3 separate regions of the Mus musculus genome follow, and regions 1 and 3 are each linked to region 2. Evidence: chromatin loops called from intact Hi-C (ENCODE). Cell type or tissue: left cerebral cortex. All regions are shown on one strand.

The links. Peaks named below come from ENCODE experiments on the same cell type or tissue, not always from the same donor. Only the 100,000 strongest peaks of a DNase experiment are listed, where the experiment ranks them.
Region 1: it touches region 2 in a loop (7-fold over the local background); 38 of 42 quality-filtered maps call a loop at or near these places.
Region 3: a loop joins it to region 2, with 2.9 times the contacts of the local background. A loop is called at or near these places in 8 of 42 quality-filtered maps.

Annotation. Positions count from the first base shown.
Region 1 is chr1:132,964,713-132,972,712 of GRCm38, reverse strand. It overlaps Gm38687 (a long non-coding RNA gene), which reads left to right and starts at 1,025. Exons shown (of 2, transcript XR_878531.1): 1 at 1,025-1,695. In left cerebral cortex, a CTCF peak has its summit at 3,819 (motif pointing right); a DNase peak (open chromatin) is centred at 3,828.
Region 2 is chr1:132,754,420-132,762,419 of GRCm38, reverse strand. No RefSeq gene overlaps it. Among named protein-coding and RNA genes, the nearest start is that of Nfasc, 17 kb to the right of the region's middle. In left cerebral cortex, CTCF peaks have their summits at 3,251, 3,634 (motif pointing left) and 4,518 (motif pointing right); DNase peaks (open chromatin) are centred at 2,787, 3,240 and 3,633; H3K4me3 peaks cover 459 bases; H3K27ac peaks cover 297 bases.
Region 3 is chr1:133,096,957-133,104,956 of GRCm38, reverse strand. It overlaps Pik3c2b (phosphatidylinositol-4-phosphate 3-kinase catalytic subunit type 2 beta), which reads right to left. Exons shown (of 33, transcript NM_001099276.2): 24 at 6,157-6,326; 25 at 5,648-5,804; 26 at 5,243-5,352; 27 at 4,031-4,232; 28 at 3,503-3,627; 29 at 2,560-2,677; 30 at 1,523-1,604; 31 at 1,050-1,156. Among named protein-coding and RNA genes, the nearest start is that of Gm51647, 7.3 kb to the right of the region's middle. In left cerebral cortex, a CTCF peak has its summit at 3,344 (motif pointing right); a DNase peak (open chromatin) is centred at 3,351.

The DNA.
Region 1 (8,000 bases), 210 kb before region 2:
TAGCATTCTGGACAGAGTACTTACCTGATCCCAAGTCCCCACTGGGTCTCATTCTCTTCATCAAAGATTCAACAGGAGGGGGCTGTGTGCCAGGCACTGAGGCCAACAGGGGGCCACGGGGTTGCTTTAGAAGCCCTCTTCCCTTGGGGGCTTGGCTCTTTGATGTGTCATTCCCCACCTTTGTTATTCCCGACTTTTGTCTGTGCTGGTTTTGATATTTCAGCTCTCCCTGAATCCACCCAGTGAACTGGCTTAGGTAAAACATTCCTTCCTTCTCCATACTCTCCATTCTGCTGTCATTTTGGATACCAGCTATTGGAGAGCAGAGGACGAGGCTAGCCCGGCAAGCACTTCTGCAATAGACTCTGGATTCCTCATCCTGCACCTGGGCCCCGTCATCAGGCTTCTGGGCTTCTGCACCTGAACCAGGCAGGCTGGCTGTGGCTGCTCTCCAATTCCCCATCGAAGAAGGGCCAAGCATAGTAGAACTGAGTGAGTCTTAGAGAAGCAGAGGCCTGAGATACCCAAACACGTGCCTCTCAGTCCCTCGCAAAGAGTTGGTTTACTAGGACTCTCTGGGCTCCTGCAGTTGTGGGATGGGAGGCGAGAGGACACTGGAGGTGGTATTGTATGTCATGATTAATCTGTCAACTTGATAGTATTGAGAAGCTTCTAGACTTGTGACGTAAACCTCAGGGTGGGGCTGTCATGCACTCCCAGAGGGATTAACATCTCTCCCTCTCCTTCCCCCTCTCCCTCCCATCCCCCTCCCCTCCTTTCTTTGTATGTATGTCTGGTGTGTATATGTGTGTCTGTCTATCTTTCTGTGTCTGCCTGTATTCTCTCTCTTTCTCTGTCTGTCTGTGTCTGTTTGTCTCTCCCTTTATGTATGTGCATTTGTCTCTGTGCATCTGTGTCTGTCTCTCTCCTCCCTCCCCTTGTCTTTCTCTGTGTGTCTGTCTGTCTCTCCCTTTATGCATGTGCATCTGTCTCTGTGTCTGTCTCTCTCCTCCCTCCCCTTCTCCCTCTCTATATGTGTGTGTTGTTCTCTCCCTCTGTGTGTCTGTGTGTCTGTCTGTCTGTGTAGGGGTGTGTGCACACCTATGTGAGCACAGAGGCAGAAGGTACCCAGCACTCTCTTCCATCACCCTCGGTTTATTCCTTGGGTCACTATCTCTCCCTGAACCTAGGGTTTACATTTTCTTTGCTAAGCCAGACACTAGCAATCCTTTCCTCTCAGTCTCCGTTGGAGTTGGGGCTGCAGGTACACCTGGGATGCTCAGCTTGCTACATGCTTTCTGGGATCTAAATTCTGGTCCTTATGATGGCACAGCAAGCAGTCTTAGCCGCTGAGCCAGCTTCCTAGCTCACAGTCTGACTTCTGATCTTCCAGCATTGTCTTTCCCAGACCTGACAAATGCCGGCATTAGCCAGAAAGGCTTTTGCACAACTCTGGGTCCTGAGCACCGCTGGACTAGTGGGTGATAACATCCACACGTGGTAGAGAACAGTATGAGTTCTCTGCAGTCTCCTACCAGCTTGCTGCTGACCTTGGACAAATCCTTTTCACTTTTTTGGATTTGGTTTCTTCAACTAGGGCAAATCTGCCTGCCTATACGTCTCGTTGGATTAAAGGTTAAAACATGACATTTTTTTTCCCAATGGACCCACAAGTTCGTTTACCTCTTCCCTCAGGTACGTAGAAAATATTCTGAAATGACGTATAAAACATGGGAGATCTGGGCTTCGATAATCCATGTAAGACTGCAGTCCAGAATCAGGGCCTATGAAATGAAACGTCTGAGTAACAGACCTGGTCAGTCCAGAGAACACCCACCCCTGGATGCACAGTCCTGGGATGTTTTTATGTGCATGAGTTTTCCTGCCTTGTGCCCATGGGGGCCAGAAGAGGGCAACAGACCTCTGGGAACAGTTGCGCTGGGACTTGAGGTTGGGTTATCTGGAAGAACACCCAATACCTTAACCTCTGAGCCCTCTCTCTCACCCCCACAGAACTGAAATTTTATAGATCCCAGAGGTAAACAGAGTCTACATTATTAAGGGCTTTCATTTTTTTAAAGATTTATTTTATTATTTTTTTATGAGCATTTTGTCTGCCTGTATGTACGGGCTTGCCCGGTGCCCTCGGAGGTTGAAGAGGATCTCTTGGATTCTCCTGAAACTGGAGTTACTGATGGTTGTAAGCCATCATCTGGGTACTGGAAACAGAACCCAGGTTCTCTGCAAGAGTAGCCATTGCCCTCAACTATGTAGTCATCTCTTGAGGGCCCCAGGAACCACGCCCAGTTCTCGTTCCTTTAAGAACTGCATCTCACTGATGTCTATTGTCCCTGTTCTGTACTCCGAGAAACAGAGGCTTGGATAAAGTAAATATGTCAGCGTACATAGCTGGTAGCAGAGCCTAGACTCATCCCAGGGTTGGTGGACTCCAGAGTGTGTGTGGGTACTGGTTCCACAGCTCCTGCTGCCCATGATCTCTGCTGGTGGGGAGGCCTAGGCAAGGGACATGTCTAGGTTAGGGTTTTATTGCTGTGAACAGACACCATGACCGAAGCAACTCTTATAAGGACAACATTTAATTGGGGCTGGCTTACAGGTTCAGAGGGTCAGTCCATTATAATCCAGGTGGGAACATGGCAGCATCCAGGCAGGCATGGTGCAGGAGGAGCTGAGAGTTCTAAATCTTCATCTGGAGGCTGCTAGCAGAATATTAACTTCCCAGCAGCTAGGATGAGGGTCTTATAGCCCACACCCACAGTGACACACCTACTCCAACAAGGCCACACCTCCTAATAGTGCCACTCCCTGGGCTGAACATAGACAAACCATCGCAGGGTAGTACAGGCTAATGTGGCCCTGTGAGGTCTTGGTGGCCTGAGCAGAGGGGTCTGACACAGGACAGAAAGTGAGCTGGAGGAAGAGGCTAGACTAAGTGGGTCAGGCTTGAAGAGCTGGGTCCCAGATGAGGCAGACCAGCATCACCTCCATCAGGAAGCTCCCTGGCCACACCATCACAACTCGGAGCCAGCCTCTTCTGGCACACGTTGTGTTAATCCGTTTGTGTTACTGACACTGCAAATTCTTTCTCTTCTCCCTTGTGACGTCCTCAGGGGCGAGACTCCATTACATATTGCCCAAGGCCCCATACAGCCTAGTGAAGATTAGTGGGTGATTAATGAGAACCCTTGGAGTAAACGATTAATAATGACCATTCCTAAGACTGTAAAACATGATTCATAGACATTCTGTTATTCACGCATTCATTAAAACCCATGCACATTTGCTGAATCGTCAGTAACATTCCTGGCTGGGGATGTGCCCTGTGGGGCAGTTGGGAGTCTAGCATGTTTGAGTCCTGGGTTCAGTTCCCAGCACTATGCTAGGAAAAAAAAAAAAGTCAAGACAGCCTGTCTGTGCCCAAGGGACTCGTGGTGAATTAGGGCCAAACAAAGGCAGAAAAGACAGAGCATTGCATTTGTGGAGCGCAGAGAAAGGTCATCGGAGGTCCCATGAGGGATGAATCAGGGCCGGGTTTGTGAGGAAGGGGACCAGGTGAAGGCCACCATGGACATCTGGGAAGCTGGGGAAGGATGGATCTGTTTGCTAGTTGCTGCCAGGAGGGGAGTGACAAAACACTTTTGATTCGAGGACAGAATGCTTTGAATTTTACGCCTGTTATCTCAAATTACACTAAAAACTGCAGCATCGAGAGCAGCAATGAATGAGCAAACAAACAAACAAACAAACAAATTTCTGTTTTGTGTTCTTCCTGCACTACTCTCATGCAGTACCCACAAGCGGCCACAAGGGGGCAGTGGGTCCTATAGAGCTGATTTATCGTGAGAAGCCATAATGGGGCTGGGAATCCAATGCAAGTCTACTATGCTCTTTAACCTCTGAGGCATCTCTCAAACCCTGAGCTGGCTATTCCTAAGAGATCTGTTTACCTGTGTTGTCTTGGCACCACCTTTACAAACAGGGGAGGACACTGGAGGAGGGAGGCCACCAACGTCCTCACTTTCCAACTGAAGTGATAATGTGGAATGTGGGTGAGGGATGTGTGTCTGGTCCTGTGACATGCATTTGACCCTGGCTCTGCACTGCCTGTTTGGCGCTGTGTTTCCCCTGGAAGTTTTCGTTTCTTTCCTTCCTTTCTTCCTCCCTTTCTTCCTTTCTCTCTCTCTCTCTCTCTTCTTTCTTTCTTTCTTTCTGATTTATTTATTTATTTATTTATTTATTTATTTATTTAATGTATGCAAATACACTGTAGCTGTCCTCAGACACACCAGAAGAGGGCTTCGGATCCCATTACAGATGGTTATGAGCCACCATGTGGTTGCTGTGAATCGAACTCAGGACCTCTGGAAGAGCAGTCAGTGCTATTACCCGCTGCACCATCTCTCCAGCCCTGGAAGTTTTCAGCCCAAGATATGCCCAAACCAAGCAAAGTAAGAGTGAAGCCAGCTCAGGCTGCCCTAGAACTTCTTTTCAACGAACTCATCTGTCACAGAAGGGACCAGAATGTCTCCAGCCATAGCTATTAACTTTCTTTGAGTGGAGCCTTTTAGCCAGCCGCTGAGAAGTGCAAAAGGCCAGCCCCTTCCAGGCAAAGCCACCCAGGGTATCCCATCACAGGCATCTCCTAGCCTTGAGGCTTAGTCCGGTGTGCACGGCAGTTCTCAAGCCTGGCAGCTGTCCTCTGGCTTTGTACCTTTGATAGCCAGCCAGGCTTCTTGGTCATCACCAAGGCAGAAGCCTCTCTGTTGTCCCACCAGGAAGGAGGCAGACTCAGGAGCCTTTCACAGTTCTCTGTCCTCCATGTCCCCAGGATTGGGTCTGTAGTGTTGACACAGTTGTCTTTATCTGTTCCCCATATTCTGCAGCCTCTAACATACTGGCTCCTAGGAAGGGGAAGGTTCTCCTTGTCGGCTGGAGGTGCGGCTGTGGCAGCCTGCATTAAACATACTTGTTTTTCTAAAACAATTTCTTTGATGGCCGTTGCTTTCTCTTCTCTTCCTTTCTTCCTGTGGGCTATTAAGACTGAATCTGTGACAGTGACTGCCCCTTTGACCTCACCATGGATCCTTCCAGCTTTCATACTACAAAGAATCTGACTGTTGGTCTTGGTACTAGATGCCAACCTGTGGCCTAGCTGTCCCTGCATGAACCCTTCTATCTGTGGGTCTTGACCCTAAGATCCCACTGGGTGACTCCCACCTTTCTACTCCATGGAAATGACTTGTCTACCAGCCCACCATAGTCACAGAGTCCTTTGCTGGCAACAGGTGGAGTGGGATAGACAACCTATTGACTCTGGCAGGCCAAACATGGCTCTTGATTGAGCTGAACAGTGCCCTCCACCGGTACTCTTGACTAGGGCTTGTCTGATCATGATACTTACCTAAGGAAGTCTCAACACACACCATTACCTGCGAAATTACCTCTTTGAAAGCTTTTTAGGATAGTGAGTTTCCAAGTGGCTAAAAACTTCCTAGTATTCCTTCTTCACCACCCAAGGCCCTGTGTGGGCAGGCACCTGGATGCTCTGTTTCCAATGTCTGGCACATGTTTTTTTGGGGATGAATCATTACATTTAGAGTGCCCTCAGTTCTAGTGACATTCATCTTTTTTTCTATTTAGAAAAGTAATATACGGGGCTACAGAGATGGCTCAGCAGTTAAGAGCACCGGTTGCTCTTCTGGAAGATCTGGGTTCAGTTCCCAGCACCCACATGTCAGCACGCAACCTTCTGTAACTCCAGTTCCTGGGAAACTCATGCCCTCTTCTGGAGTCCTTGGTCACCAGGCATGCAAATGGTACATAGACATTTATGCAGGCAAAACACCCACACACATGAAACTTAAAAATTTAAAAATTTAAAAAGTAATACGTACTTACTGTAGGAAAACTGAAGAACATATTTTAAATACATAAAAACAAAACTAGCTGCAGCCTGTTCCTTTGCAATAGCCATAGATAATGTTTGACGAGTTTCACTGTGCGTGGATGGCAACCACATGTATTTGCGGCTAGGCTACAGGATGGGCATGGTGCTAGCGTGCATCGGATCCAGATGGCTGGATATTTGGGTCATTTCTGTGGGCTGTTTATTTATTTATCTTATTTTATGTGTATGGATTTTGACCTACATGAATGTATGTATATGTGGATGCCTGTGTCCACAAAGGTCAGAAGGGAGTGTTAGATCCTCTGGAACTCGAATTACAGATGGTTGTTTGCTACTATGTCGGTACTGGGAGTTGAACCCAGGTCTTCTGAAAGAACAAAAATGCTCTAAGATTTGGGTCATTTCGTCAGTGTTTCGGTTCCTTACAATCTACATAAAACTGCACTAAACACCCTTCGGGATCCGTCCTTGTGGGGGTCTTGGACGTAAGGTTTTCAATCAAGGAGTATTTCTTTTTTTTTTTTTTTTTTTTTAAAGATTTATTTATTTATTATATGTAAGTACACTGTAGCTGTCTTCAGACACTCCAGAAGAGGGAGTCAGATCTTGTTACGGATGGTTGTTAGCCACCATGTGGTTGCTGGGATTTGAACTCTGGACCTTCGGAAGAGCAGTCGGGTGCTCTAACCCACTGAGCCATCTCACCAGCCCTCAAGGAGTATTTCTACCAGATAATTAATTCCAAGGTAGAATGTTAAGGGCTTTATATAAACTAATGACTCTTCAGGGCCTTGGCATTGATCCGCAGGGCTCTGCTGTTGAAGGTGTGAGAATTTTCCCCGCCAGAACACTATCATTCAAGATAAAAGAATCCCCAAAAAACTATGGCGAACATAAGGAGGCTCTCAGCTTGCTTGTCTTTGGTGCTGGGGCCATGTGCATCCTGGCAGGTGTCTCACTGTGGAGGCAAGCACAGGTCTCAAGTCACCAGGGGCCCTGGACCGCGGCACTGGACAATCCTTAACATCTTGGGCCAGATGATTCCTAATCTGTCCTGCACTGCAAGATGGCTCGGGGACCTGGCTGTCCATTAGATGGTGACACCCTTCCTTCCTGCCTTTATAACCCCAAAATACCTGTAGATATCCCCAAATGTCCCCTGAGAACAAAACCACCCCTGGTTAAGAACATCTGACTTACTTTATTGGCTTTGAATGACAGAACCAAGTCTAAAGAAACATGAGGAACTTGTACAAAATCTCTTCTTTCTTTCTTTCTTTCTTTCTTTCTTTCTTTCTTTCTTTCTTTCTTTCTCTCTCTCTCTCTCTCTCTCTCTCTCTCTCTCCCTTCCTTCCTTCCTTCCTTCCTTCCTTCCTTCCTTCCTTTCTTTCTTTCTTTCTTTCTTTCTTTCTTTCTTTCTTTCTTTCTTTCTTCCTTCCTTTCTTCCTTTCTTCCTTTCTTCCTTTCTTTCCTCTCTCTCCCTCCCTCCCTCCTTCCCTTTCTTCCTTTCTTTCTTCCTTCCTTCCTTCCTTCCTTCCTTCCTTCCTTTCTTTCTTTCTTTTTTTTTTTGACAGGGTTTCTCTGTCTAGTCCTGGGTCTTCTAGAACTCACTCTGTAGACCAGGCTGGCCTCAAACTCAGAGATCTGCCTGCCTCTGCCTCCTGAGTGCTGGGCTTAAAGGTATGGGTCACAATCCAGGGGCATGGAATTCTCTCTGTGGATCAGATTCATTTTTTCTTCTTGCTGCAGACTAGTTTTCTGTCCATGCTTTGGTACGTGGAAGGAAAGGGCACCTCTAGCATATCTGAACCTGAGGCTAAGGAGAAGTCAAGCCTACAATAGAATCTCTTGGCTCCGAATCCAGATTTGTAGGGAGGGACTCTGATTGGCCCGGACTGGGTGGGTTGCCCATGGCTTATCTAGTCAGTGCTGCTGATAAGGGAGTGCAGTACACAGGGCCCCTGGGTGTCTTGCTGTAATTGCTATGTAGCTATGCAATTTCTGGGAAGGAAGCAGCCGGATCACTGGTCCTAGTAGTCCCCTAGACAGTGTACATTTGAGGGAGGTTTAG
Region 2 (8,000 bases):
TGCGCCTCTGATCTCAGTGCTCTTACAATGAGATTCAAGGCAGAGACAGAGAATCCTCAGACCTCCCCCCCCCCCCACACACACACACCAGTTAGTCTGGCAGACACAGCAGGGAAGCAACAGGGTCGAAGGCAAGGACCATGGACCAAATGAAGAAAAGGATGCCCTGGAGGATGCTCAGCGGTTAAAAGCCTTTGTGCTCCTTCAGAGGACCTGGAGGGTTCAGTGCCCACATCAGGTAGCTCACAACCACCTGTAACTCTAGCTCCAGGGCATCTGATGCCCAGTTTTGGTTTCCAAAGACAGTAGGCATACATACTGTGCACATAAATATATGCACGCACTCACACATATACATAAAATGAAAATTAAAGAAACAAATATTTTATTCACTTACTTTTTCTTCCAGCAGAAGCTCACTACGGTGCCTCTGGTGACCGGTCTGGAACTTATCATGGAGACCGGGCTGGACTCAGGCTCACAGAGATTCTTCTGCGTCTGCCTCCCGAGGGCTGGAGTTAAAAGTGTGCGTCACCATACCTGGCTCATAAATAAATCTTTTTTTAAAAAATACGTTTAAAGGGCTGGTGAGATGGCTCAGTGGGTAAGAGCACCCGACTGCTCTTCCGAAGGTCAGGAGTTCAAATCCCAGCAACCACATGGTGGCTCACAACCATCCATAATGAGATCTGAAGCCCTCTTCTGGAGTGTCTGAAGACAGCTACAGTGTACTTACATATAATAAATAAATAAATCTTTAAAAAAAAATACGTTTAAAAAGGAAAAAGCCAAGGTAAGCACTGGCTTTGCCCCTTCTCTGCTTCCGACGTAACCCTACCCGAGCCAGCAGCAACCCCACACACCTCCGCCACCACTTATGATGCATTTGGGCAGAGCCTCTGGTGGCATTCTCTTTATGTTCTGAGATCGAGAGAAAGGATGAGTTCAGAGGTGAGGGACTTTTGGAGGAGGTAGTTTCAAGACGGCATAATATACAGGCTGTGCACTTACCCGATTTACAGCGGGGAAAGGCAGAAAGTAGAACAGAAAAACCAAACGTGCAGTTTGGCCAAGAAAGGAATGTGAACCCGGCTAAAGCTGCAGACCAAGGCTGAATTGAATGTTAGCTGTGGAAAGTGATGTGTCTAACTGTTGTTCGAACGCTGTGCTGGTTCACCCTCATCGTCAGCCTGACCTGACTTGCCTGATTTGGATCCATCTAGGTGGCACACCTTGAGGGTCTTTCTAGAGGAGTGTGACTGAGGAAGGAAGACCCTGAATCTTCCCGTGCACACTTACGCAAGAGTGCAAAAGTCAAGACTGAATAAAATATGAGAAATCAATGAGTACGGATGAGCCCTACCGTGAAAGGATGAGACAAAGGACCTCTCTTTGGTCTTGTCAGACACCGGGGGTTTCAGGTGTGCTCTGAACACTCAGCTTGTTGTATATGGATCTGAACTCGGCTCCCTGTGAGTGCCCACAACAACAGGGCCATTTCTTCAGCCCACTTCCATTCCTTCACAGGTAACCTCTGCTAGATAGCAATATGAGGCTTTTACATACATGGTCTAGAGTATTCTTTAAGCATAGTATTCTTTTCTTTTATAACTGTGGGTTTGCCCACACCTATGCAAGAGTGCATACTTCAAGATTATAAAAATATACCTTCATGTTTTCTTTTGTATGGGTTTAATTTTATTTTTAATTAGTTGCTTGGTCGATAACAAATTTCGGTTTTAGGAATGACTATTTCTTTTCCTTAACACTGTAGCTCATATTTCATGTTCACCTGTTTCTGAAAGTCACCTCATTCTTTTTACGGTGGGAATAATAACCAGCTCCCTGAATATAGATCATTTCTATACAGTATGGCATTATAAATAATAATGTGAGACATACCCATCTCGATGGCATCCAATGCAGTCTAATGCTTATGCAGTTAGTATTGTTTACATGTCACTGAGGGATCAGCTTAAAAATTCAGATTCCAGGGCTAGAGGGATGGCTCAGCAGTTAAGGACACTGACTGCTCTTCCAGAGGTCCTGAGTTCAATTCCCAGCAACCACATGGTGGCTCACAATCATCTGTAATGGGATCCTATGCCCTCTTCTGGGGTAGGTGGTAGTGGTGTTGTGTCTGAAGGCAGCTACAGCGTACTCATATACATAAATAAATAAATCTTTAAAGAAAAAATTGGATTCCAGTTTAGTATATCCAAGGGAACTTGGGGTCTAGGATCTGTAACAGGTTCCCAAAGTCTTCACAGTCCTGTGTGTGTGATTCACCTCTCTAGTATGTGTCCAGTCACTTGGGGAGGAAGGAGCATTCACAAGCAGTCTGACCCTGTCTTTGAAGGGCTTGAACAGTGAGGAATTTTCCATTAAGTCAAGTCTATTTCTAAGCCCTGGTTCTGCCACCTGGGCACAGGCCTCGCTCCTGTGCCAAGGCTTTAGCATTTTGCTTAGACCGTCTCCATGGCTTCCCTTTTTCCACCTGTGCCACAGATGCCCAAGTCCTGGGAGGGCAAAGAAGAGCTTGTTCCAGCTTCGAACCCAGTCTCTGACCTAAGCTCTCCCTATGCCTGCCTGGCCACGGAAGGCCATGAAGTGTTCTCAGCCATGCCTCCAACCCCCATGCTTCTAAAGAAGACTCTCCTAGTCTAACAGGATGGGGGTGGCTGGTTGGGTGGATTCCGAGAAGGAAGAATTGAGTAGAGGAAGAAGGCCCTAGTGGTGTGCTGGCAAATGCTTAGCTGGCTCAGCTCTCTGCTCTCCACAGCAGCAGCAGCAGCAGCAGCCGGCTGACACCACAGCCCTGATGTCTAGCACTCAATTGTTTCGGTGGTGTCTAGTCTCCCTCCACCGCCAGTGTCTAGCTGGCAGAGTACCATCACTGCATGTGGTAACAGTTAGAGCAGTCCCAAGCAACAGAGACAGTAAATGTAAAAATCCCCAGTGACACTAGATTGTAGCGTAATCATTAGAAAATTAGGAGTTTTAGTGCTTGCCGTATTTTTAATGTATTTAGTTGTAAATTTTTAACGAAGGCTATATTTAGCAACACGTCTTCGAAATATAGCTATCTGCTCTCATGAGCATGTTTGAGCCAGCTCCAGCTAGTCCTTTTGGGCCTCCGCTTTGATAGTTGGAATTTATCTTCAAGGACAGACAAGCCTTGGAGGCTCCTTACTGCCTATGCCTTTGAGACGCTCCCATTGATGCTAGCATCAGCGCTCTGTCACCCCCTATCGTCGACACCAGTGTCTACAAGTACCAGGGAGCCTTACTTTCTGGGACAGATTTGTACACCCCAGCGTAGGTAGAGTAGTCCCCTTATGCAGCCTTTTTGCGTGATTCTTCAGCTCTATTATGCACCCCATCATTTGGGGCGAGTAGAGGTAGTAATCACGCGGCATCTCATTCTGACTTTGAAGGGCTCAGTGAGGGTTTTCCTATTAAGTCAGTCTATTTCTAAGCCCCAGTACTGTGCCCTGGGCACAGGCAGAGGAGGTCCGCTCTCTATCGTCAGCCAGCTACTCTCTCCGTACCCACCAGAGCAACGGGTCCTTTGAGCTCAGACCCTCCCGCGGGGAGATGCAGTCAACCTTACCTGGAGCTGTAGCGCCATCTAGTGTCTCTGTAGGGACATTGTCGCGTTCACCGGCTCTTCAGCCCCGCCCGGGCACCCCTGAGTATGCTGTGCTGATTTTGTCTGAAGTAGAAAGTCTCTCCAGACATCCACATCAATGTGGATCACAGCTGAGAGCTCCAGCCTGGGCAACCCCGGGGTTCCTCTCAGCCAGCAGCTTTCAAGCCTCATCGCCTAAGACCACCTGTGAGAAATACATTTACAATAGACACAGCAGTCCAGGATATCCTGTGTAGAGAAGGTTCGAGAAACCATGTCTACCCTTGCTGTGTATAATGCATTTGGACAGTTCTGTTATTATTCTTTTTTTCCCATTAGAGGAAAAATAAAGAAAAGCCAGACACAACTTCAGCAAAGAGAACAACTTATTCACTGATTGGTCATTTACCTGTTGTTTGCAAAATCTAGCCTAGACTAACAAATCAGTTCACTGAGGACCAAAGAAAGAAGAAATGAGCTCCCCCAGCGAACCAAAGGCAGATCCATCAAGGTCCAGGTTGCTGCTGTCTAACCCTGCACTCTTTTCCTCTAGTCGCTGGCCTTTTCTGGGCTCTTACTTAGCATGGAAGCCCAGAGGCCCCACTGGCCTTGGTCTGGACATTTAGGCCACATGGATGTGTGTGCAGGTGCCCCATAGCCCCAGAGCCCCAGAGGCCAAGGTCCACCATCTTCTGGAGAGGAGCTTCTTTTTGTAGCACCAGGCAGGTTTACTAATGGGGAGGACAAAGGCAGGTCAACAGGTGGTATTAGCATTCTTACTCCAAGTCACAGGCCTAAAAGTAGCCTCTGGGATGTCTGTCTGTCTGTATTTTTTTAAAGACTTATTTATTATGTGCATTAAGTATATAGTGTGTGCATGCCTATATACCAGAAGAGGGCATCAGATCCCATTACAGATGCACGTGCAGGTATACACATGTCAGAGCATGCATGTAAAGATCAGAGCCACCATGTGATTGCTGGGATTTGAACTGAGGACCTCTGGAAGAGCAGTCAGTGCTCTTAACCGCTGAGCCATCTCTCCAGCTCCCCTGTCTGTATTTTCATGTTTTAGATAGTGACTCACTATTGGGTTGTCCTCAGATGGACACTTCACCCTTGGGACTGAATTTCTTTCTTTTTAAAAAACAATTTATTTTTATTTTATGTACATCGGTGTTTTGACTGCACACGTATCTGTGTGAGGATATCAGATTCCCTGGAACAGAAGTTAAAGAAAGTTGTGAGCTGCCATGTGGGTGCTGGAAATTGAACCTGGGTCATCAGGAAGAGCAGCCAGTGCTCTTAACTGCTGAGCCATCACTCCAGCCTGATCTGAGACTGTCTTTCTCTCTTTCTTTCTCTTTTTCTTTCTCTCTTTCTCTTTCTCTTTCTCTTTCTCTTTCTCTTTCTCTTTCTCTTTCTCTTTCCCTTCCCCTTTCCCTTTCCCTTTCTCTCTCTCTCTCTTTCTCTCTCTCTCTCTCTCTCTCTCTCTCTCTCTCTTCCTTCCTTCTTTCCTTTCCTTCTTGTGTGTGTGTGTGTGTGTGTGTGTGTGTGTGTGTGTGTGTGTGAGAGAGAGAGAGAGAGAGAGAGAGAGAGAGAGAGAGAGAAAGAGAATGCATGTGCAGGTATACACATGTCAGAGCATGCATGTAAAGATCAGAGGACCACTTTTGAGAGTGTTCTTTCTTTCTAACATGGGTTCTGAGGTTCAAACTCAGATTATCAGGTCTGTGCAGCAAGCATCCACTGACCCACCTTGGTGGCTCTGAAACTCACTTCTAAAACTTGAATCTTAGCTGATTCTTTAAAATGATTCCTGGTGCAGTGTTCCTAGGTGTGGAGGTTTGAATAGGTATAGCCCTCAAGGGCTCATGTGTCTGGAGGCTTAGCCCATAGGCAGTGACACTGTGAGAATGTGTGGTCTTATTGGAGTAGGTGTGGCCTTGTTGGAGGAAGTCTATCACTGTGGAGGCAGGCTTTGAGGTCTTACATATGCTCAAGCCATGCCCAGGGTGACACACAGTCTCCTCTTTGCTGCCTATGGATCAGGATGTAGAACTCTCAGCTCCTTCCTAACTCCATTTCTGCCGGAACAATTCTATGCTTCTCACCCTTTGATAAAGAACTAAACCTCTGAAGATGTAAGCCAGGCCAAATTCAATGTTACACTTTATAAAAGTTACCTTGGTTATGGCATCTCTTCACAACAACGAAACTAAACCCTAACACACTAGGTGAACAGTAGTAGAAAGATACATCCACATGATTTTCCCAGAGGGTATTTTGGCATTTAAAAAAAACTAAAATTTTAGGTTGAATGTATCTGGAGATGTAGCAAGTTTGAAGTAGCCCTGGGATACCCACGACCCTGTCTCAAAACATATAAAACAAAACAAAATAGCTTCAATGTTCAAGCCCACCAACCTAGACATTCTATTGGTAGACATTTAATATAAGGGACTAAATATTATACATTTAAAAATGACCACCATAATGTCTTGTATTTCTAAAAATATTTTTATTTTTTATGTACTTGGCTGTTTTGCCTGCATGTATGTCTGTAGACCACATGTGTGCCTGGTACCCACAGAGGCCAGAAGAACATGTTGGAATTGAAGTTACTGACAACTGTGAGCCTCTATATATGGGTGCTGGGAATTAAACCCAGGTCCTCTGGAAGGGCAGCTAATATGCTCTTACCTCTTGAGCCATCTTTCCAGCCTCCAAATTTTGTATTTTTTAGAGGGAAACATATGAATAACATCAATATAGAGTTAGTTTTAATTTTCTGATTTTATTACAAAAAATGTAATAGTATGGGGCCATTTTGTATCTCAGTGTGGAGGGTGAAAACTTACAGAAGAGCAGGTGACAAGACCCTCTGTGAAGTGCCCACTTCCTAGGACCAGAGTGGCTGCCACCTGCCACTAAAGAAGGGAGTTGTCCAGAATCACATGCACACTGTTCCCCAACCCCACACCAGGAGCCTCTGCTGCGTGCACCTCTCTGAGAGTCATTTGGGGGAGAAGAAAGGAAACTCTGGAAGTTCACACTTCTCTGTGCGTAGATGCACACGAGTTGCCAGTGGGATGCTCACAAGAGTAGGAGCCAGAGCGGTGTCAGGTGTTTCAAAATAGTATTTATAAAATGTGGTCTGCATAAACATTGTCCTGTGAAAGGATGTCTTGTGTTAAGCTTCTGGCTATTACAAAGCTGCAGTCTCAGGGTTGTATTGCTGTGAAGAGACACCATGACCATGGCAACTCTTATAAAGGAAAACACTTAATTGGGGCTGGATTACTGCTCAAAGGTTTAGTCCATTATCAACACGGCAGGAAGCATGGTGCTGTCCAGGCAGACATGGTGCTGGAGATGGGGCTGAGAGTTCTACATCTGGTTCCACGGGCAGCAGGGAGAGAATGAGAAACTGGGCCTGAAATGCGCTTCACACCCACTCCAGCAAGGCCACACCCCCAACAATGCCACTCCCTATGAGTCTATGGGGGCCATTTTCATACAAACCACCATAGCTGCTGGGGACGCTTGTGAGCAGGGTCTTGTTTAAGCATAAGTTTACACTTTCCGACATAAATGCCCATGAGTGCAGTCGAGGATTGTTTCCTGGCTTAGCATAGGGTGGTCCTGGGAAATGCTTCATGATTGTTTGAGAAGAACACGTGTTCTGGTGAAAAAGACTGTTTCATACATCTCTCAGGCCCAAGCGGTGTGTAGTGTGGTTGAAGCTGCTTGTGTCTGCATCATTTTCTCTGATTCTCTCTCTCTCTCTCTCTCTCTCTCTCTCTCTCTCTCTCTCTCTCTCTCTAGCTCTCTCTCTCTTTCTCTTGTACTGGGTATTGAAGTCTTCAACTGTTGCTGTCCAACGTGACAATCTTTGTCTTTGGAGCATTTAATCTACTTACATTTAATGTTTTATTGAGCTAATTGGATTTCAACCTGCCATATTACATTCTGCCCTCTGTGCATCTCATGTCTATCCCTCTCCCTGCCCCCCTCCCGGGCCTTTTCCTTCTTTATAGTGTCCTTTGGGTTAAGTGCATTCATCTAACATAGCTTTTAGATGTACTAGGGATCAAACCCAAGGCCCACCATGCACAACACACACTCCACCACTGAGCTACATCCTTGTGTATGAATTTAGTTTCCTGGTGAGCTCTCTAATTTCTGAGCAGTTGTTTTAGTCTAGAACTTCCTAATGCTGCAACACTTTGATATAGCTCTTCATTTTATGGTGAACCCAGCCCCCAACCATAAAATTATCTCATTGCTACTTCATAACTGTAATTTTTTTACTGCTATGAATTGTAATGTAAATTTCTGACAGACAGGATATCTGATATGTGACCCC
Region 3 (8,000 bases), 340 kb before region 2:
GTCCAGGCAGCATCTTCTACTTTCTAATGGTCCCTGAGGCTACCCTTTGGTCTAGATTATATCTTGCTCCCCCTCTGGCGTTTTGTGGCATGCACCTAATCTTTCTGTCTGATTCCCAGCTCATTACACTCTGATAAAAACACCTACTGTGATTACATTGAATAGATAGATAGATTAGTTTTCAGTTTCAGTTTTTCAAGACAGGGTCTCTCTCTACATAGCTCTGGCTATCCTGGAGCTAACTATACAGACCAGGCTTGACACAAGCAGAGAATGGTCTCTCTGCCTCCCAAGCTCTGGGATTAAAGAAACGAATGCATCATGTGCCTGGCCTGTACTACAGTTGCAAATGAGCCATCGGGTCTCTGAGGCATCTTTTCTCCATGATTAACTTGTCAATTGGTCCCTTGAAGCCCTCAGAGGTAGAGACACGAGTCTGAGAGCAGAGGCTGTCTGCTCAAGGCCAGCTAACTACTGATTCACTTTGATTGACTCGGTTCAGTTTTTCTTTGTTTTCTGAGCCCCAAAGTAAGCCATATAAGATGCTGCACATCACAAATGTTCAACAAAAGTTCCTTGCCCATCCGTGATGCTGTTAGAACCTGGTACTGCCTTGCCTCTGCCGGGAGGAAGTGCAAGGGCTGCCCTGTCTACAATCACCTGTCTACATGTATCTATTACTACAGCCAGGTAGGAAGCCCCCTAGGTCTCTCCTTTATAAAACTATAATTACTACCACAACAGTACTACTCAGAAAGGCAAGAGCTTCCCATGTTATTATTTCATCCCTACAGCAACCCTTGGAAGAGGCACCAATATCATCTTAGAAAGAGGCTCTCAGTACCCAGGACACTGCCACAGACCACAGCAAGCAAGCAGCTGTGCCTGAATTGCCTGGTCAGCCGCAGGCCTGGCATAGGCGGCCTGCGGTGGAGGCTCAATAAATTTCTGTGGTCACTCTCATTATCCAGGGGCGGAGAAAGACTGATTCGTCCAAAAACTACCAACAGAAAGACCAAAGACCACAGGAGAGCTGTGCCTGTACTTACCAAGCCCCGAATATGCATCACCATGATGAAGAGTTTGTTGTTTTTGTAGGAGATAGACAGCTTCACCTCCCCACCGACCTTCCCAACCGGCCGGGCCCACGTCCCATCTGCAGAAATAAAGGAAACAGAAGTCTATAGGCCAGGAGTGCCCCTGGTTGGTGCCAGGCAGACATTTCTACTTCCTTCCTGAAGCCCTGCCCGGCCTGTCAGGTTTCTGATTCTCAGGTGCTCTAGAATGCAATGTGGGATTGGGTAGGGATGAGTGTACCCTATCGGATAGGGTCATCACTACCTGAATAGCCGTCCCCAAGGGAACCCAGCCGTAGAGCTGTGGACACCACAGCCCGGATGGAAAACCTGAGTCCTGGGCCAAGTAAACAACTGAACAGGAAAGAGGATTGCCAAAGAGGTGGGGCTATGGTTTGGCAGGACTGCCACCAGGAAGGTGCTGTGCCACCAGGAAGGTGCTGTACCTGAGGACTTCGGAGCTGGGCTGGGGCCTGAAGCCTTCTCATCTCGGGGCAGGGGGTGGAAGAAAGTATACACCAGATCACACTGGAACAGACCAGAAAACAGGGCCACTCTTCAGTAAGACATGACCCAGGAAGGGTTAATTTTATTTACACAGATACACACACACACTTTTTTTTAAAGAAAAAAAAAAATAGCCGATGGTTGGATGCGTAGGGGAGCCAAATCTTATACTCTCAGCACTCAAAATGTAAAGGGTAGATTGTTATAAGTTCCAGGTTAGCCTAGTCTGCAAAGTGAGTTCTAGGCTAACCTGAGCTAAAGAGCAAGACCCCAAGCTAGACTGTGGTGGTGGCACAGGACTAATCCCAGCATCTAGGAAGCAGAAGCAGGTAGATCGAGGCCAGGCTGGTCTACAGAGTGAGTTCTGGGACAGCCAGGCCTACCCAGAGAAACTCCATCTCCAAAAATAAAAACTAGGAGACCTCAACTCAAAAGACAAAACAGACAAAGGTAAGTAAATAAAAACATCCAGGCCACTTTGGGCCAAAAGCAGTCTATAGTACTGCACTTCTCGCTTCCCGATTTCCCCACTGACAGGCACGCACAGCTGGGGCGGGAGAAATCCTGGAGTTAGTCTGGGGCTGAAACACAAGCCTTTCTCTGGAGAATGTTTCTAACTTAAGCATGGGAAATGAAAGCAAAACCAAACCAAACCTACGTCTGAGGCTAGACCCACCACAAACCAAACCTAGGTCTGAGGCTAGACCCACCACAAACCAAACCTAGGTCTGAGGCTAGACCCACCACAAACCAAACCTAGGTCTGAGGCTAGACCCACCACAAACCAAACCTAGGTCTGAGGCTAGACCCACCACAAACCAAACCTAGGTCTGAGGCTAGACCCACCATACACTGTGCTCTCTCATCTGTGGTAGAGCCAGGCACTGGTCATTCCTCAAGAGTACAGACCGCTCATGTCTTCCCTAGGACTCAGACCTACTTCTCTCACACCCCCACCCCACACCCACTCACTCACCTCAGCCACCTCAGGGGCTGCATGAATCAGGTGCCAGATGTAGCCATTTAACTCCTCCTTCCTCCTCTCAGCCACTGCCTCTCCCCGGGAGCGGCCAATCACAAACCGGCTAGGGAAGCTAGTGTGAGAGGCAGAAAACAGACATAGGGACACGAGTGAGTCTGAAGGCTTAGACATTCCATTTGCATCTCTAGTTACCTTTCTTCCCTGACTCCTACTAGACTCCCCAGTCTGTGCTCACATCTGTGCCTGGGTTGATCCAGCTCTATCTCTTTCTCTGTACACACCACACACACACACACACACACACACACACACACCCCGGAAGCCAGGTCCCAAACTCTTTCCATCTTGCAAAACTGAGGCAGCACACTTGTTATACCTCAGCCACCAAGTCTACATTCCATCCCTAAGACTCTGATTACTCTGGGGGACTCCAATAAACAGAATCATCTTCTGCCCTGGCGTCTTTCATTTAGGCGCATGACGTAGCTATCAAAGGTCCTTCCCTTTCAATTATATATACATATTATATTATTATATATTAATTTCAATTATATATTATGTTATTATATATTGCTATACTATAAATGATCATATATACATTGTATTATCTATATTATATATACACACACATACATTCTTTTGCTATGTTATAAACCTCGAGTCACATTGAGATCACCTAGTGCCCTGCTTTCAGCTCAGCTGGCTTGCTTTCTGGCTGGTGCCCCCACACTTTGTTTTCCAAGACTAGGGCAAGGCGGTTGGGATGTCTGGAGATACGAGCCAGCAGGGGGCGCTCCTGTTACCAAGCCCAACACCAGGCTGACAGATTCTCAGTTTGAAATGGTTCTTTCTCAAACAGCAGTCCTGCTAGCTCCCTCCCTCGTACCCCCCACCCCCATCTTTCAGCTCTGGCAAGACTGGGGGGGGGAGGGGCTACCTGGGCAGGAAGGAAGAAGGGAAGAGCAGGCGCAGCTTATTGTGCAGTTCCTGGAACTCCTCGAATGTCCTCTGGATGTATGTCGCCTCGTGAGCATTCTCTCGCATCACCTTCACCACATATACCTGCAAAGGACAAACTCAGAGTACTCCTGCCTGACTCGCTACCGACTAGAGGGGAGTAGGAGTGCTTGTGTTCGTGGGAGTGTGGGGTGTGTGTTACATGCCCGAAGGAAAGTCTCTAGTAGAGATAAGAGGGTAGGCAGCACACAGGCAGGAACCTAAAAGCAGAGACTTCCTACCTGTGTCTCACCGGACACATGACTCACAGAATTACCAACCAGTTCAGCGGCCTGAGCCTACTTTAATGCAGGTCACATCAGCGAGGGAACTGGTCTGTCTGGGTTTACTCCCAGTGCAATGGCCTCAGTAAACTCCAGGGCCCACTGTGCAGGTGTGGAGGAAGAGTTTACTCTAAGAAGGCCGGTGGACAGGGAGCAACAGAGGGTCAGAGAGGAGAAACACTTACATAGCCCTTGCTGGGGTGGAAGATCTTCTCATGTCGGCAGAGGAAGACATCTCGGATGCGGCCAGAGCTCTTGAGAGTGTGTGTCCGGGGAGCGAAGGAGAGGGTCAGCCGGTCATCTGAGCCTGTGAACTTCATCTGAGCCAGGTTATGGATGAAAAAGTTGAGTTTCGTGGCTACGCTGCCCAGGCTGGACTCAATCAACCTGTTTGAGCATGGGAAACAGGGGATGCAGCCAGGGACCCAACCTGCCTTTGCCTTGACAGCTGCCCAAGCAGATATTGTAAACCCTGAGATTTCTTTTCTTCTTTGAGGGAGGGGGACAGGATCTCACTGTGTAGCCTAGCTTCAAATTCATGGTGATCCTCTTGCCTCAAGTTAAGTACCAGGATGACAGGTGTGTGCTATCAAGCCCTGAGTCCTAAAAACAACCACCAGATTGAATTATCTTCCCAATGTAATAGTCTCAGAGCACCTGATTGACGCAATCACCTCATGTAGTTTATGTCTGTGAATCCTGAGTTCCTGTCCCTCCTGCCAAGGGACGAGGGAAACTTGGAACAGCACATGCCCACCTAGTACTATCAAATGGAATTCAAGGACCACACTAGGCCCTGCTCAAAAACACTAAATTCTATGTGAGGTCTGGTGGAAGAGCCAGAGTCTGACCAAAAGAAGGATTATAAACTGGATGTGGGGGCTCACACCTTTAATTCCAGCAGAGGCAGGTGGATCTCAGAGTTCCTTCAAGACTAGCCTAGTTTACAGAACAGGTTCCAGGACAGCCAGGGCTACACAGGAAGATCCTGTCTTGAAAAACTAAAACTAAAACCTTTTAATAAAATCCAGCTTCCACCCTGACTCCTAGACAAAGTCGGTGGTTGGGACCTGGTAAAGAGACAAATAAGAGACAGGCAGTGGTGGCACATGCCTTCAATCCTAGCACTTGGGAAGCAGAGGCAGACAGATCTCTGAGTCTGAGGCCATCCTGGTCTATAGAGAGAGTTCCAGGACAGCCTGGGCTACTTATACATATTGGCCTCAGAATGCAGACAGGAACAAACTGATTACCAAGGCAAAAATGGGGATAGCAGATCCAAGCCCTGGCCTTAACGTTTGGGCTAAGCCTGTCCCACTGCCCAGCCTGCTCCTGCCAGCCTGGCAGGCAGCCAATGGACTACTTAGGTGGCAGTGCTGGTTTGTGCTGCGTGTTACCTTGTGAAGTAGGTGGTGGCATTGGCCTCTGTGTCCTGAGGTCTCAGGGCATCATACACATACTTGAGGTCCTCCAGGTCTGAGAGCTCGGGGATTCCACAGGACAGCATCTGGAAGAGGAAAGGAGAGCACCGGGTAACAGCAGCCCAGCATCGCTTCCTCTCTGCCGTAGGCCAGGGTTTTCTATACAAGCTGCCTGATTGGGGTTATAGGCAGATGCTGTGGCAGAGGGCCACAGAAATGGAGGGGCTAAAGTAAGAGGTCAGGCCCCACTGTCCCTGGGTTGTCTGGATGCCCTTAGGGAAGAAGTGGAGCCCCAGGAATCCTCTGGAACAACCCAGGGCAGCCTTGAAGATGGAGCCAGGTAATAAGAAAGAGGGCTCACAAAGAGATGGAGTTTCTCACCAGGCCCAGAAGGTTGAGGAAGAGGTGGGTGTGCTTGCGAATGAGGTTGTAGGCTTGGCAGCAAAGGTCAACAAAATCATGGAAGCGGCTGGAAGGCTTGTCACCCCCATTGATGACATACGCCATGTCTGAGGTGAAGACAAACGGGGCACGGTCCCTGGGCCAAGGGGACATAGAGGGTAGACGGTCAATACGGAGAAGGGAGGTCATCTTGTAAGCGCCATCAATCGAGGTCTGCTTTCCTTCCCCTCACCATGTGTTCCGACCTGGGATCTAGTAGTACCTTCTCCCAGCTCCCCACTAGTTCGAAGCTTCCCATCGCTTTGCTTGGTCCCCAATGAGGAAGAAGAGCCGATCTTTGCCCTGCACAAACTCGAGCTCCTTACCGGTCTTCTGGTCTCCAGAAGCTGCTCAGCCCAGGGTCAGTGCCCTGAGGCCCAGCTGCTCCAGTCTCTGTCTTGTGTCCCAGCCCTGAACCACTCTGGCCCTCCACACAGGAAGCCACTTACCTCTTGATGTTACCAAACATCTGTGCGTGACCCAGGAAGCGGCCGAAATCTATATGGAACATGTGGCCCGTGGTCTTTAGCATGATGTTGTCATTGTGTCTGTCACAGATGCCCAAGATGTATGTAGCTACACAGCAGCCAGCACAAGAGTAGATGAAGTTCTCCACAGCCTGTGGAAGTGGAGGCAGGTGGTGGAGCCACAGCCAGCTCTGACCTTCTTCTCTCGTGTGAACTCCAACGGCACCCGGCACCTGCCTGCTTACCTTCATCATATACCAAAGCACACACTTGTTTGTTTTTTTCTTTTTCTTTCAGGGGGGCAGGGGTGGGGTTGAGACAGGGTTTCTCTGTGTAGCCCTGGCTGTCCTGGAACTCACTCTGTAGACCAGGCTGACCTCGAACTCAGAAACCCGCCTGCCTCTGCCTCCCAAGTGCTGTGATTAAAGGTGTGCGCCACCACTGCTTGGCCAAAGCACACACTTATGTACATAGAAATGACCTCCATTTTTTTTTTTTGAAGTAGGAGAAGAAAGGTTTATATGTCTATACATACCCTTCAACTGAATTTGTTTTTTTGTTTTGGCTGGAGAGACAGTGGACACAAGCAAATCCAGACAGGAAGACCTTAGTGGACAGAAAGGCTGATGCTTAAAACCTTTCCCACAGGTCATGAGAACCCTGACTTGAGTCTGGCTACTGAATAGCAAGCAGAACTAAAGGCACCTGACCCTTCTTCATCCACCCGTCTTCCTGCCCCAAATAACACTCCACTCCCAGAGTGCTTGATGCCAGCTAAATGCTTACCTAATTAAAATCACCCCACTCCAGAGAAGAGCTGAGGCAGCTTCACACTTCCTGCAGTGTTTTGCACTTGAAAATCAGATCTCTCTATTTGGTAAAATGTGTTGGGGATATTTTGGAGGCTTGTGGGGTGGGAGGGGCTGGGGTAAGAGCATTTGTGTCATAAGCACGAAGATCTGAGTTTGAATCCGCAGTAACAATGTTAAAAACAAAAAAAGCCAGGTATGCCATGCGTGCCGATAGCCCCAGTGTGGTAGGACAGAGACAGGCAGCGTCAGGGAGCTCACTGGCCTGCCAGCCTAGCCGAAACAGCAGGCTTCCAGCTCATCAACAGACCCTATCCGTACAGTAAAGTACAGTGACAGTGGAAGACACCTGATGAGCTGCTATGGCCTGTACACCCATGGGTGTGTGCACTAAGCTCACTCATGTCCATACACACACACAAAGGAGGAGGGAGCCAGGCATGGTGTCATTTGGGAGGCCGAGACAGGCCTCTTTGAGTTTGAGGGCCAGCTTGGTCTACAGAGTGAGTTCCAGGCCAGCCAGCGCTACATAATGAGACTCTGTCTCAAAAATCCAGACATCGTAGAACTCAGCTTCTGTACAGGAAAGATCATTTCTTAGAAAGAAAAAAAAAACCTATGAATGAAAGGAAACCACTTGAATAGGAACATAGCCTATCCAATCCCAGACCTGACTTACCATCTCTAGTAACCTGCCCGTCACAGGCGTTCTTTATAGATAATGTCTCTGGAAGGTCACAAAAATGCTGTATGAATGACCGCCAGTAAGGACTACACTCTCTTCCCACCTCCCTGAGCCTGCAGGTATGAATCTCGATTCATGTATAGTCCTCCTCCTTACTGGAGGGTCTCACTGATATAATGTGGATTCTGTATACTAAATATAGTCAAGTTCTTTTCTTCTGCGCATTACCATAAGAAACCACTAGTACTGCGTCTCACTCTTGTAATCCCAGCATTCAGGAGGCTGAGGCAAGGAGAAGCATGAATTCCAGGCCTGCTTGAGCTATGCTACAG